2 separate regions of the Homo sapiens genome follow, and region 1 is linked to region 2. The links are chromatin contacts, found by Hi-C or POLR2A ChIA-PET in ENCODE. All regions are on one chromosome and are shown on one strand. The core of a region is the stretch at or near the end of the contact, and the rest is flanking DNA. Distances in the headings are between cores, read along the strand shown. Region 1 overlaps VPS13D (vacuolar protein sorting 13 homolog D). Region 2 holds the start of TNFRSF8 (TNF receptor superfamily member 8).

Region 1 (6,412 bases), core at 3,069-5,568, 390 kb after region 2:
ATTTTCTAGTTTGCTAATTCTGTCGACTCTGCTGTTTCACCATTTACTAAAATCTTAATGTTAGTTTTCTGGTAAAACTGTCCATCTTATTTTTCTTCTGAAGATAGTAATCATACTATACCAGTGATGAATCTTGTATTTTTTTTCTTAGTCTTCAGTCATTTAGTCCTGTTTTCTTACATATCTGGAAATTTTAATTGAATTCCTGACATTGTATAAGAAAGATTTTAGAGGTTCTGGCCAATGTTATTTTTCTCCAGAGAGGAGTTAAACTTCTTCTTTCCTTCTACCTCAGATACCCAGTTTTTAAATTTTCCCCCATGCATACCTCCCCTGCATTTTTAACTTTTTATTTGCGGCAAGGGGTAAATATTAGCAGGAGTTTCCCAGAGGGACTTGTATTTTTGAAAGGATCAAAGCCTGATGCTTAAAGGGAAGAGTCTAGAGGAAGGATTCTTTTTCTTGGGATAGACAATAGAAAGATGAGGTCAGAGACAGTGTGTGTGAGGTAGAAAGTAATCAGCTTCAACCCCTGGAGTCACAACAGAGGACTTAAGGAAACTGAGTCCTGAAGAATCCGTTCTGCTTAAGCAGGAAAGTTGGTGAATCTTTTTTATAAACAAGGGTTAATTAGTTCTCTTCTAAGTAAAAAGTACATTGAACCAGATCTCTCATTTTCCTATCTTTCTAGTCGTTGAAGGTTTTCTCTTAAAATCAACAAAAGGCATCAGGATAGGCCGTGTAGCCACCTTTGGAAAGGGCAGATGTTGAGTTAAGTGGATTCTGTTCTCTTCCATAGTCCAGGACTTTTCAGACCTGAAATCAGTTAACCTGGAGATGACTAATTCAGGTTCAAGACACCAGATCTGCTGGAAGTAGATGGGTGTGAATTTTTAATGTCCTTTCCCAGGTCACCCTTTGTGGATTGAGAGATAGCAAAGGTTGGAATGACGACTGAAAGGCCACTGAGGAATCCAAGGGACATCCTAGGCAAATCCTAGGCAAAGACCAGAGGTTTCTGAGGAACTGTTGGGAAGTAGCTAAGCTGCAAGTTTATTCCTATTTTAGCCCATCTGAAAAAAAATGGGAACATTTGAGTTCATTTTTAAAAGAACCTTCTTTTGACCTTTCATTTGAGCCTGGGATCAAGCCAGTTTTCTAAAGAAATGAGACAGGACTTAATTTAAGTACCTTAGATTTGAACTACCTCCCATTCCCATTCTACCTCCTCTGCAAAAGACAGGTTCAACTTCTTTGTTCTCCCAGATGCTAAAGACCAGTTCCCAATTGGTGGTCTTACCCAGATACATGACACTTGTGTATAAATAACTTCCCTGGACATTGCTAGAAGTGAAGTATCAGCTTTGCATGTGTAGCTTTCCCAAAATGCAGGTCTATCCTACCCACCACCATAAAAAGTTAGTTGTTAGAAACAATAGCTTAGTTTCCACTGTGAATGGTGTATTACTCTTAGATGGGTCAGGGGTATTTTGAATAGCAGAAGACTGGCAAAGATCAGCTGGACATGGTGGCTCACACCTGTAATCCCAGAACTTTGGGAGGCCAAGGTGGGCGGATCATGAGGTCAGGAGTTTGAGACCAGCCTGGCCAGCATGGTGTGAAACCCCATCTGTACTAAAAATACAAAAATTAGCCAGGCATGGTGTCGCGTGCCTGTAATCCCAGTCACTCAGGAGGCTGAGGCAGGAGAATTGCTTGACCCTAGGAGGCTGAGGTTGCAGTGAGCCAAGATCATGCCACTGCACTCCAGCCTGGGTGACAGATCAAGACTCCCTCTCAAAAAAGAAAAAAAAAAAAAAGAACAATGGCAAAGATCAAGAGGAATGAAGATTGAACCAAATGAACTTTCAAAATCTTCTTTTTTTACCCTAGGAGCATGGTTGGTTTTGCCTGCTTTCTCTCTATAGTCCTCTTTCTCTCCATAGTCCTCTTTCTTTCCATATCCCCCTATATTTGTATCTCCATATATGTCCATTACTGGTACATGAAACAGGCCTTTCCAGAGCAGTAGCTTCTTTTGGAGTTAGTTTGCTTGACCAGACCAGCTCTAACTTAGCAAATGTTTTAGCTTTGGTGTTCTACGTCCTTCAGGAAATCATTCTCCTATAAGAAGCTGGGGTGGAAGAGGAGACCTCTCCTCCATAGGCAGCACCTCTTGAAATCACTGGTCCCAATCTCCACCCCAGTCTGGCCTCCATCTTTCTTCCTAGTATAAATGGTACATACTAGTAATGTAAGCTGGTGTGGTGTGATGTGATCCACATAACGGACATGTACCAAGCCTCCTATTTCTTTGGGACCTGTTTCAGATTGTCAGAGTAGTAGCTTTGGGAAAAGAAGTAGATTCTAGGCCACGTGGCCTCCGGAAAGGTCTGGGTGATGGAAGTGGGCCAGGTGTCTGAGTTACGGATATGGATCAAGAAAGAACACTGGAGCCTGACTCCTCTTCCTTGTCCAGATATTTGCATGTAATTTTTCAGAAATTTTTTAATATACTTTTGTCAGCTGCCTTCCTTTGTCAGTTCTGCTACTTGGGAGAGAAAAGAGATATGCCTGATATCTCTGTATAATTTTCACTGGCATTTAGGAAGGAATTTTTCTACGAAGACAATAGCAAAAGTCATGGTTGGGTTACCTCTCTAGGTTACCCAGTATCACACATAGATACTTAGCAGACTTTTGCTGGAAATGCTCATGGTCTTTCCAGCTTTATCTGTAAAATGAGCATAATAATACTACCTCACAGGATTGTTGTGAGGATTAAGCTAGTTAAATATTTCATTGATGAGAGGCCCCAAAGACAGTGGCTGGCACATGACGAACGTTGTTGGCTGATGCTTATGATTCCAGAAGTTCCACTGTGGTCTTCAGTACTTGGAAGTTTGCCCTTACCTACTCTGCCACACACTCATCTAAAACTTAATTTATTTAAAGAAATAGTTGGGAACGGATTTCTTTCTAAAAACCTCAAAAAACTTATTCCAAACCCTTGAAACCTATTTTACTTTTGCCACAAGAAGCTCAGCTTATACTGGTGCCCAGCATCTATGATTATTCTCTCTGATGTCATCAGCCTCCTTTCTTCTAAGCCTTTGGCATTAAAGTGAATATATTTATTCATTTGAAATAAATACAAAGTACTTTGTAAGAATGGAGGTCTTGTGACTAGGAAGGAGATCATCTTGAGCTTCTTTTCTGTTGAGGAATGTTCGGTTTCATTTCTAAAGTTCTGTATTTTGCGATTTTAATTGACATATTTATGCTTTCCTTTGTTCCAGAATGGGCATGAGGTGATTTCCATAGTTTAGGATGAGACATGCAAGATTCAGTGGGGGAGAAAGAGGAGGGAACCGGAGAGCACTCATTGGAAGAAAGGATAGGATTTCCAGTAATAACCCTTTGATTTGTGTTTTTTTCCAAGTGCTTTCGTAACCAAGGTCGCCGTGGGTAACTCCATGGGTGGTGTTCTCCCTGTTTTGTAGATGAAGACACTGATTCTAAAGAGAGTGTGTCTTTTGCTCATGTTCACCCAGCTGATACTAATGACAAGAGTTGGCATCAGGACTCTGCTTTTGAGAGCCTGTGTGTTTTCTTGGAGTTGAAATAAGTTATCTGCCAAATCAGGCTTTATGGTGTGACCGCCATAGAGGGAATTTTTTTTCCTGCATTATAATCTATCTCCTGGTTCAGTACTGAGGCACAAGCTATTTATGCAAAAACCTTGTTAGAATGGCAAAACAGGAGCTCTCATGGGGTGGGAAGGCATATTCCCCATGGCCAGTGCTAACTGTATGGAAACCTGTCTTCAGGCTTCCCTCTGCATGCTTCATGGGGTTTCAGCAACAGACAAGTAGGGGTCTGGCATTTTCAACATAAGCATACCCCCCTTCTGCCAAAAAGTCCTACACTGGGTCCTAGCTGATGAAGAGCTGAAAGGCAGGACACAATTCCATCCACAGCTGGGCTTCAGGATTCATCCTTCCTTCATAATTCTTTATAATCAATGTAGAAAAACTATAGGGAAAATAGGATTTGACTAAGCCCCGACTTCTCTATGTTGAAGATCAGTTGTCTTGATTCTACCTGTGTACATCCTGCTTATTTCTGCGGTTTTTACTTTATAGCATACTCCACCAATCCTTTTTAAGGAAAAAGCAAAATCCTATTATGGGAATGCTTCAAACCACTCTGAGCTTCCAGATTAATCTGAAACAGCATCTGAGTTCACAACTGGGTCAGAGTTGCAGAATAGCAAGAGAAACTTGCCAGTTCAGCAGGCGTGTGTCTTGGGTTAGTTAAGACAGCAGGACAGTCCTGAGGCCTGACTTCCTTGCATGTGTTTCAACCTTGGGTGCTGAGATAATTCTGGGTGGCTTTAGATAACTTTGTTTCTTAACTGAAAAAGGAGTGTCTGTTGCCTGATAAGTGTTTATCCGTGAAATAGCAACATGGTGTGCATCTTAGGGTAGGAGGGCTTTTAGATCTCCAGAGACCAGGAAAAAAAAAAAAGCAAGGTCATTGGCTTAGGCATATTACTGGAATTAGGATGTCAGTCCCAACTTTAAAATGCCTGTATTGTTTTTATTCAGGGTCCCCTTTCTGGATTCCTCCCCTTTTTTTCTCTTTGCCTTAAGGGCTATACATAATCCATAACCAAGTAGAACTGAAAACAGACAAAAGCACTCCTCTTCTAGTGGATAGAAATCTGGAATCCAGAAATGCTTCCTTCTTGCCAAACCTCAACTTGTTCCGTGCCTTTTTTTTTTTTTTAAATGCCTCTTCCCAGCCTCCCCACCCTTTCGTGATTTGGCTGAGTGAGGACTAGCTGTTTGGTTTGCCTTTTATCAACAATAGATATTCACTGCTTTTCAGGTCACATTTTCCTTTAACTCTTCTCTGTTTATGAGTATCACAAAAGGGTTCTTCAACATCAAGGCAAAACTCACACTCAGAATACTTTTTAACTGTGGATATTTTGACAGTATGAAACGGAAGTCAGTGGTGAAGACTTTCGTTTTGAAGTGACTTAGGTCTTACATGACTCAAAGATGGTTTTCCTAGTAGTATACCAGCAGAGTTGAAAATGACTCTGAAATTGAAAGTCCCATACTACTTCTAAGAAACTTGTAAAAAGTGTTGGCCAAATGCTACACCAAACATTTTGCATTAATTATTCTCTTAACTCTTCAAAACAGTCCTTTGCAGGCCAGGCTCGGTGGCTTATGCCTGTAATCCTAGCACCTCGTGGGGCCGAGGTAGGCAGATCACATGAAGCCAGGAGTTCAAGACCAACCTGGCCAACACGGTGAGACCCTGTCTCTACTAAAAATACAAAAATTAGCCAGGCGTGGTGGCACACAACTGTAATCCCTGCTACGGGAGGCTGAGGCATGAGAACCGCTTGAACCCAGGAGGTGGAGGTTGCAGTGAGCTGTGATCGCACCACTGCACTCCAGCCTGGGTAACAGACTGAGACTCAGCCAGCAAAAAAAAAGAGCAATCCCTTACAGTAGAAAGTATGTGATTTTAGCAGATGGATAAACTGAGGTTCAGAGAAATTAAGCCTCTTCCACCAGCATGCGTGTTTGGTAACTGTCAGGGTAAGATTTGATTCCTTTGCTCCTGCTTGTTTGACTACATCGTGGCAACTCCCACAAAGTTCATGGCAGCCTTACTTAGAGGCACAATAGATAGTTGGGTTTTCCAAATTTATGAGTTCAGACATAGCTTATTGCAGACAATGCTGATTAGAATTAGAGCTGTGCTGGTAGCTGAGGTTTGCAGCTGTACAACCTTGTATAGTCTCTGACTTGTGGTGGTTTAACTTACAATTTTTTGACTTGACGATGACGTAAAAGCTATATGCATTCAGTAGAAACTGTACTTCAGATTTTGAGTTTTGATCTTCCTGGGCTGGTGACATGTGATCCGATTCTGTCGCAGTGCTGGGCACTAGGGCAGCCGCAGCTCCTAGTTAGCCACGTGATCATGAAGAGGGAACAAATACTCTACAGTGGGCCCTGCTGCCAGATGACTTCGCCCAGCTGTCAGCTAATGTAAGTGTTCCGGGCATGTTTAGATATGTTAGGTGTATGAAATTCATTTTTACTTAAAGCCTTTTCAACTTAAAAATGGGCTTACCCGGACGTAATCCCATCATAAGTCAAGGAGCATCTGTACTTGGAAGAATATAAAACTTCTCCATCACACTACGGAGTCCTGCCACTTCTCTCTTTTCCTGTTGTATTTGGTTACCATCTTCCCTGGTGACAAGGAAGATACTGCCACCAGCAATTACTCAGTGAGGCAAAGATATTAAAGAGGAAATTTCCATTAGGTAAATAACTGTGAAAGAAGAACCCAAGAGAAGGGAGAGAAATTCAAGCCCCAG
Region 2 (5,938 bases), core at 429-2,928:
GCATGATGGAGCAGTTTTCCCAAGTGGAGTCCAGCAGCCCCAGGAGGGTTGAGCATGGAGTGGTCAGTTGTGGAGACCTTGCTGGGAAGTTCCTGGTGGGAGGTTATCACTCCTACCCTATAGGGCCTTCACCTGATGGAGGCCTGGTACCTCGCAGGACAGATCAAGGTAGACACAGAAGCCAGAGTATCCTTAGGCTATTCTGGGCTCAGGGAAAATAACTGGCCCACCCTTAATTAGAGCACCTAGGACTGCCTGCCTATTTCTGAGCCTTGGCTTTCACATCTGAAAACCAAACAAAATCAGTCAAAAGAACCCTTGACCTGTGGCCCACCCAGCAGATGCTCAACACAGACACACGGAATGTGGAATAAAAGGAGCAAAGAGAAAACCCAGGGGATGGGGAAGCACTGGAAGGGAAAATCATTCACCAGCAAATGAGAACATAGTACGAGGAGGCTTGAATCATTTCTGTTAGGAGAGAGTGCCAGCCGCCTCCTCCAGGAAGAAAACTCTAAAGGGTCAGGCCTCAGGGAAATAAAATGATCTATACCATCCATCAGTTCCTCCAACATTCAGTCCATCCATCTACCAATCCACCCACCCATTTACCCACTCACCTGCTGCTCATCCATCCATCCATCCATCCACCTATGCATCCATCCATCCATCCATCTATGCATCCATCCATCCACCCATCCACCCACCCATTTACCCACTCACCTGCTGCTCACCCATCCATCCATCCATCCATCCATCCATCCATCCATCCATCCACTTATGCATCCATCCATCCACTTATGCATCCATCCATCCATCCATCCATCCATCCATCCATCCATCCACCTATGCATCCATCCATCCATCCATCCATCCATCCATCCATCCATCCATCCATCCACTTATGCATCCATCCATCCATCCATCCATCCATCCATCCACCTATGCATCCATCCATCCATCCATCTATGCATCCATCCATCCACCCATCCACCCACCCATTTACCCACTCACCTGCTGCTCACCCATCCATCCATCCATCCATCCATCCACTTATGCATCCATCCATCCATCCATCCATCCATCCACTTATGCATCCATCCATCCATCCATCCATCCATCCATCCATCCATCCATCCACCTATGCATCCATCCATCCATCCATCCATCCATCCATCCATCCATCCATCCACTTATGCATCCATCCATCCATCCATCCATCCATCCATCCATCCATCCATCCACCTATGCATCCATCCATCCATCCATCCATCCACCAATTTATCATCCACTCACTGATTCATTTTACAGCAAATGCTTATGAATGGGGATGGGTGGGTGATGGTTGCTTTTTCTGCAGTCTCCCTAGGCCAGTTGTCCCTTCCAAAGAATCTCAAGGGCATGGGAGAAGGTCCTGGCTGATCGTGTCAGGGACAGGAAACTACTCACATTTCACCGTTTCTTGGGGCAGGAGTGGAGGTGGGGGCATTGGAACCCCCTTGGGGCCTCCTAATATCCTGTGAGTCCCCACCTCCAGGGCCAGAAGCTGCCTGCCTCCGCTCCCCGCAGCCCAGGTGCGGCGGGCAGCACACTCCCTAGAGCCAGGACCACTAGTTCCGTCAAATCCGGGGCGGGCCATTCAAACAGCTAAGGGAGGCGTCTCCTAGTGTGCCTTTTCCTGAGTCATCTCTGCACGTGTTTGCCCCCTTTTTTCTTCGCTGCTTGTAGCTAAGTGTTCCTGGAACCAATTTGATACGGGAGAACTAAGGCTGAAACCTCGGAGGAACAACCACTTTTGAAGTGACTTCGCGGCGTGCGTTGGGTGCGGACTAGGTGGCCGCGGCGGGAGTGTGCTGGAGCCTGAAGTCCACGCGCGCGGCTGAGAACCGCCGGGACCGCACGTGGGCGCCGCGCGCTTCCCCCGCTTCCCAGGTGGGCGCCGGCCGCCAGGCCACCTCACGTCCGGCCCCGGGGATGCGCGTCCTCCTCGCCGCGCTGGGACTGCTGTTCCTGGGGGCGCTACGAGCCTTCCCACAGGTAAGCGGGTGACGGGCGCCTGGGGAGGTGCCGGCGGTCCAGAGCCCGGACAGTGTGGGGTGCGTGGGACGCAAGGGAGGACACTCCTCACCCCGTTCCCTGCCCAGCTGGAGTGAGGGGGCGCGGGTGACAAGCAGGAACACCGGAATATGCTAGCACCCACAGGTGGGAGGCTGGCTGAAGGGCTAGTGGTGGGGGGCGCCTCCTTCTCACCCCGCGATGGCTGGGACTGATTCATTCATTCAGTGTGAATTGGACTGAGAGCACTGCCATACGCGGGAGGCGCTCTTTAGCCCGCCTACCTGCGGGCCCGTCGGGGTCCTGGGCAGATCAGGTGAGGCCGTGGGAGTAGTGGGCAGGCCAGATGGGGCCTCCCTTAGCCATGGGAGGTTGGTCGTCCGCGCTCTACCCTGTTGTGTGCGCGGTCCCGTTTGCCCCCTTCCTAAGCTGGCCACTGGCTGGAGGGTCAAGGAAAGGAGGGAGAGTTGGCTGTGGGTGAGAGTGGGGTGAGGGTGCAGGACCACCGGGATTAGCTTCCCCAATCCGCGTCCGGCAAAGCAACGCTGTGGATTGAATTCGCTGGAGCACGTGGTGGGCATTTGCCCCTGGAAGAAGGTCAGTGGTGGGGCTGAAGTCTATGGTGGGTTGCCTCAGAATTGAGTTTGGGGACTGCTTTAGGAAAACTGAGCACTTACCAGTGGCCAGCGCCAAATTAATCACTGTGGGGAGAATGCAAAGTAACCAGGCGTGTTTCACGGAGCCCAGGGGCTGCTGGAGAGAGAGGCCCTCAGCTGACCCAGGACCCCGGTGGACCCCTGCATAGAACCATAGTAGGTGCGAGTGGATGCCTGCTGAATGATACAGAGGGAAAGGAAGGAGCAGGCTGTTAGTCCAGCGGTGGGTCACGGTGGGGGAGAGGGAAGACCCAGTTCCCCTTTAATCCTACAGGAAGAGAGGACTCCATGCTATGGATCAATTCTAGTCATCTGAACCTTAGGCAGTGGGAGGAGAGTGGCAGAGTGGGCTTTAGGCAGGAGGGAGGAACTATGCAGCAAAGGAGGAACTATGCCCTCTTCCATTTCCAATGGGCAATGTGAGGTATTCCCCCTTTCCCCCCAAGAGGGCAGAGGGGACAAAGCCCTGGCTAGAGACACCCTGTCCCAGCTCTGCAAGCCCTCACCTGGGGGAAGGTAAGAGTTTGGAGTGCCAAGGTCTTGGGGAGATGAAGGGAAGGAAGAGATGTGAGAGGTGCTTGGGGGGCTTTGCTGGTTTGGTTTGGCAGCTGAAGCTCATGTGCTTCCTTTCTGTAGAGTGAAGCCCCCTCCACTTTTTTTAATGTTAGAGACAGGGTCTCACTCTGTTGTCCAGGCTGGAGTGCGATCATAACTCACTACAGCCTGAACTCTCATACCAAACCTTTTTTTTTTTTTTTTTTTTTTGAGACTGAGTCTCACTCTTGTTGCCCATGCTGGAGTGCAATGCTCGATCTCGGCTCACTGCAACCTCTGCCTCCCGGATTCAAGTGATTCTCCTGCCTCAGCCTCCCAGGTAGCTGGGATTACAGGCATGTGCCACCACACCCGGCTAATTTTTGTATTTTTAGTAAAGATGAGGTTTCACCATGTTGGTCAGTCTGGTCTCGAACTCCTGACCTCAAGTGATCCTTCCGTCTCGGCCTCCCAAAGTGCTAGGGTTACAGGCATGAGCCACCACACCCAGCCTCCCATACCCTTTTTAAAATAAAAATACTATATATTTAATTGCACAAGGAATATATAAATATATTCTCAAAGCAAAACTGTAAACGCTACAGATAAAGCCAAGTCTTTTGACACCGCCTCATCCTGATCCCTTCAAAGATATAACCACCATAATTGATTTGGTGTGTTTCCTTTGCAGACCTTTATAAATGCATGTCCATATTTATATTGTTTTAATAGACATATATATAGTTTTCCATATACTATACCCTACAGTACATATGGTTCTTCATTTGGCTTTATAATGTCTATGAGGCATCTTGGTGAGCTTTCCATGCTGAAACTTACAGATCCTCTGCCTATCTTTTAAAATGCTATGTGATCTTTTGCCAAATGGGATGTTTCATAGTTTATTTATGTCCTGGATGGATGGGTGCTAAGGTTGCCACCATTGTTCTTTCTTTCTTTCTTTGTTCTCTACTACAGTGCACAGCCCTATATGGATGCTTTTGGAAATAAATGTCTGTGATTCTTTCCTAGACAAGAGACTGAGAAGAGAATACTGAGGTTGCAGGGCGAAAATGCATTCAAATTAAAAGACACCACCGAACTGCCTTCCAGGGTGGCTGGACAATTTACCCTCCCGCTAGCAGTGCAAGAGAGTAGTAACTTTCCCACATCCTAACCGACATTTGATCTTATCAGCATTTTAATTTTTCTCAATGTGATTAGTGAAAAGGGTTATATCCTTGTTGCCTTAATTTGCATTTCTCGCCTACCGGGGAAGCTGAGCATCTCTCTGGGCTCAGGCACTAGGTCATTTCTTGGCAGGAGTCAGGGAGTCCTTGGGGAAGGGACTACCTGCCCAACACAGTACTCCTTTTTGCCCCTCAAGCCTTCTCCCACTTCTGTTTTTTCCAGTAAAGGTTCGGGAAGCTCGTTATTTTAAAAAAAAAATCCCAAATTAGGGCTTGAATTTCCTTGAGTTTAAAATTTTTTTTTTTTTTTTTGAGATGAAGTCTCCCTCAGCTGCCCAGGCTGGAGTGCAGTGGCACGATCTTGGCTCACTGCAACCACCCTCTCCCAGGTTCAAGTGATTCTACCGTCTCAGCCTCCCTAGTAGCTTGGATTACAGGCACTTGCCATCATGCCTGGCTAATTTTTGTATTTTAGTAGAGATGGGGTTTCATAATGTTGGCCAGGCTGGTCTTGAACTCCTGACCTCAGGAGATCCATCCACCTCGGCATCCCAAAGTGCTGGGATTACAGGCGTGAGCCACCGCCCCCGGCCTAAATTTTTTTTTATTTTTTGGGACAGTCTCACTTTGTCTCCCAGGCTGGAGTGCAGTGGCGCAATCTCAGCTCACTGCAACCTCTGCCTCCTGGGTTCAAGTGATTCTCCTGCCTCAGCCTCCTGAATAGCTGGGATTATAGGTGCCTGCCACCTCACCCAGCTAATTTTTGTATTTTTAGTAGAGATGGGGTTTCGTCATGTTGGTCAGGCTGGTCTCGAGCTCCTGGCCTCAAGTGATCCTCCCACCTCGGCATCCCAAAGTGCTGGGATTACAGGCGTGAGCCACCGTGCCCATCCTGAAGTTCTTTTTTCATCTCTATTTGATTTTTCCCAAGACGCCATCATTTTTCGCCTGGTATTCTGAGGCAGGAATGCTTTCTTGCTAGCTGGCACCATCTGAGAGTTGGCCTCTGATGCTTCGTATCACTGTCTTGTCCAATTGTGTTTTTTTGTAATATGACCCAGGATTAACTGGTGCATATCTGCAGAGAAAAATTTATTCCCCCATAGCTCCATCCTTTTCATCCAGGCACCATGTGGTGGGGTTGCGGGGCGGGGGAAGCCCCAGCTTTCCTGTGAACTCTGTAGACTTAGAAATTCCCCAACATCATGTTCCTTGCCAGTGCTAAGGCTAAACAAGCCTTCCTCCCACATCCATGTACCCCCAATTCCAGCCAGATGTAAGCATCTTTGCTCTGGGTTAGTGTGCAGGCTGGGACCAGGAAGGTTCTCATGAAAGTATCTTAGCTGGGGCCGGGCGCTGTGGCTCACACCTGTAATCCCAGCACTTTGGGAGGCCAAGACAGGCAGATTACTTGAGGCCAGGAGTTCAAGACCAGCCTGGTCAACGTGGTGAGACCCTGTCTCTACTAAAAATACAAAAATTAGCTGGGCATGGTGGCAGGCG

What was found. Hi-C counts contacts between places; a loop is a spot of excess contacts on that map. ChIA-PET counts read pairs that join two places held with the same protein, here RNA polymerase II (POLR2A). Pooled maps may share reads with other maps.
Region 1: a pooled map shows a loop between it and region 2 (3-fold over the local background). The contact joins the enhancer-like site here to the promoter of TNFRSF8 in region 2. A Hi-C loop is called at or near these places in 3 of 37 single-sample maps with no recorded cell type and 13 of 50 pooled maps. POLR2A ChIA-PET finds 5 or more read pairs at or near these places in 3 of 52 experiments (GM12878, HCT116 and activated naive CD4-positive, alpha-beta T cell).

What each region holds. Positions count from the first base shown.
Region 1 is chr1:12,444,618-12,451,029 of GRCh38, forward strand. The region is part of intron 65 of VPS13D (vacuolar protein sorting 13 homolog D); the gene reads left to right. Among named protein-coding and RNA genes, the nearest start is that of SNORA59A, 59 kb to the right of the region's middle. Within about 2 kb of position 4,319, at least 17 of the 41 ENCODE cell types and tissues checked have a DNase peak (open chromatin) inside an H3K27ac peak, as active enhancers do.
Region 2 is chr1:12,061,625-12,067,562 of GRCh38, forward strand. TNFRSF8 (TNF receptor superfamily member 8) reads left to right here and starts at 1,679. Exons shown (of 15, transcript NM_001243.5): 1 at 1,679-2,037. The coding sequence starts at 1,975. RefSeq lists silencers at 1,122-1,354, 1,942-2,071.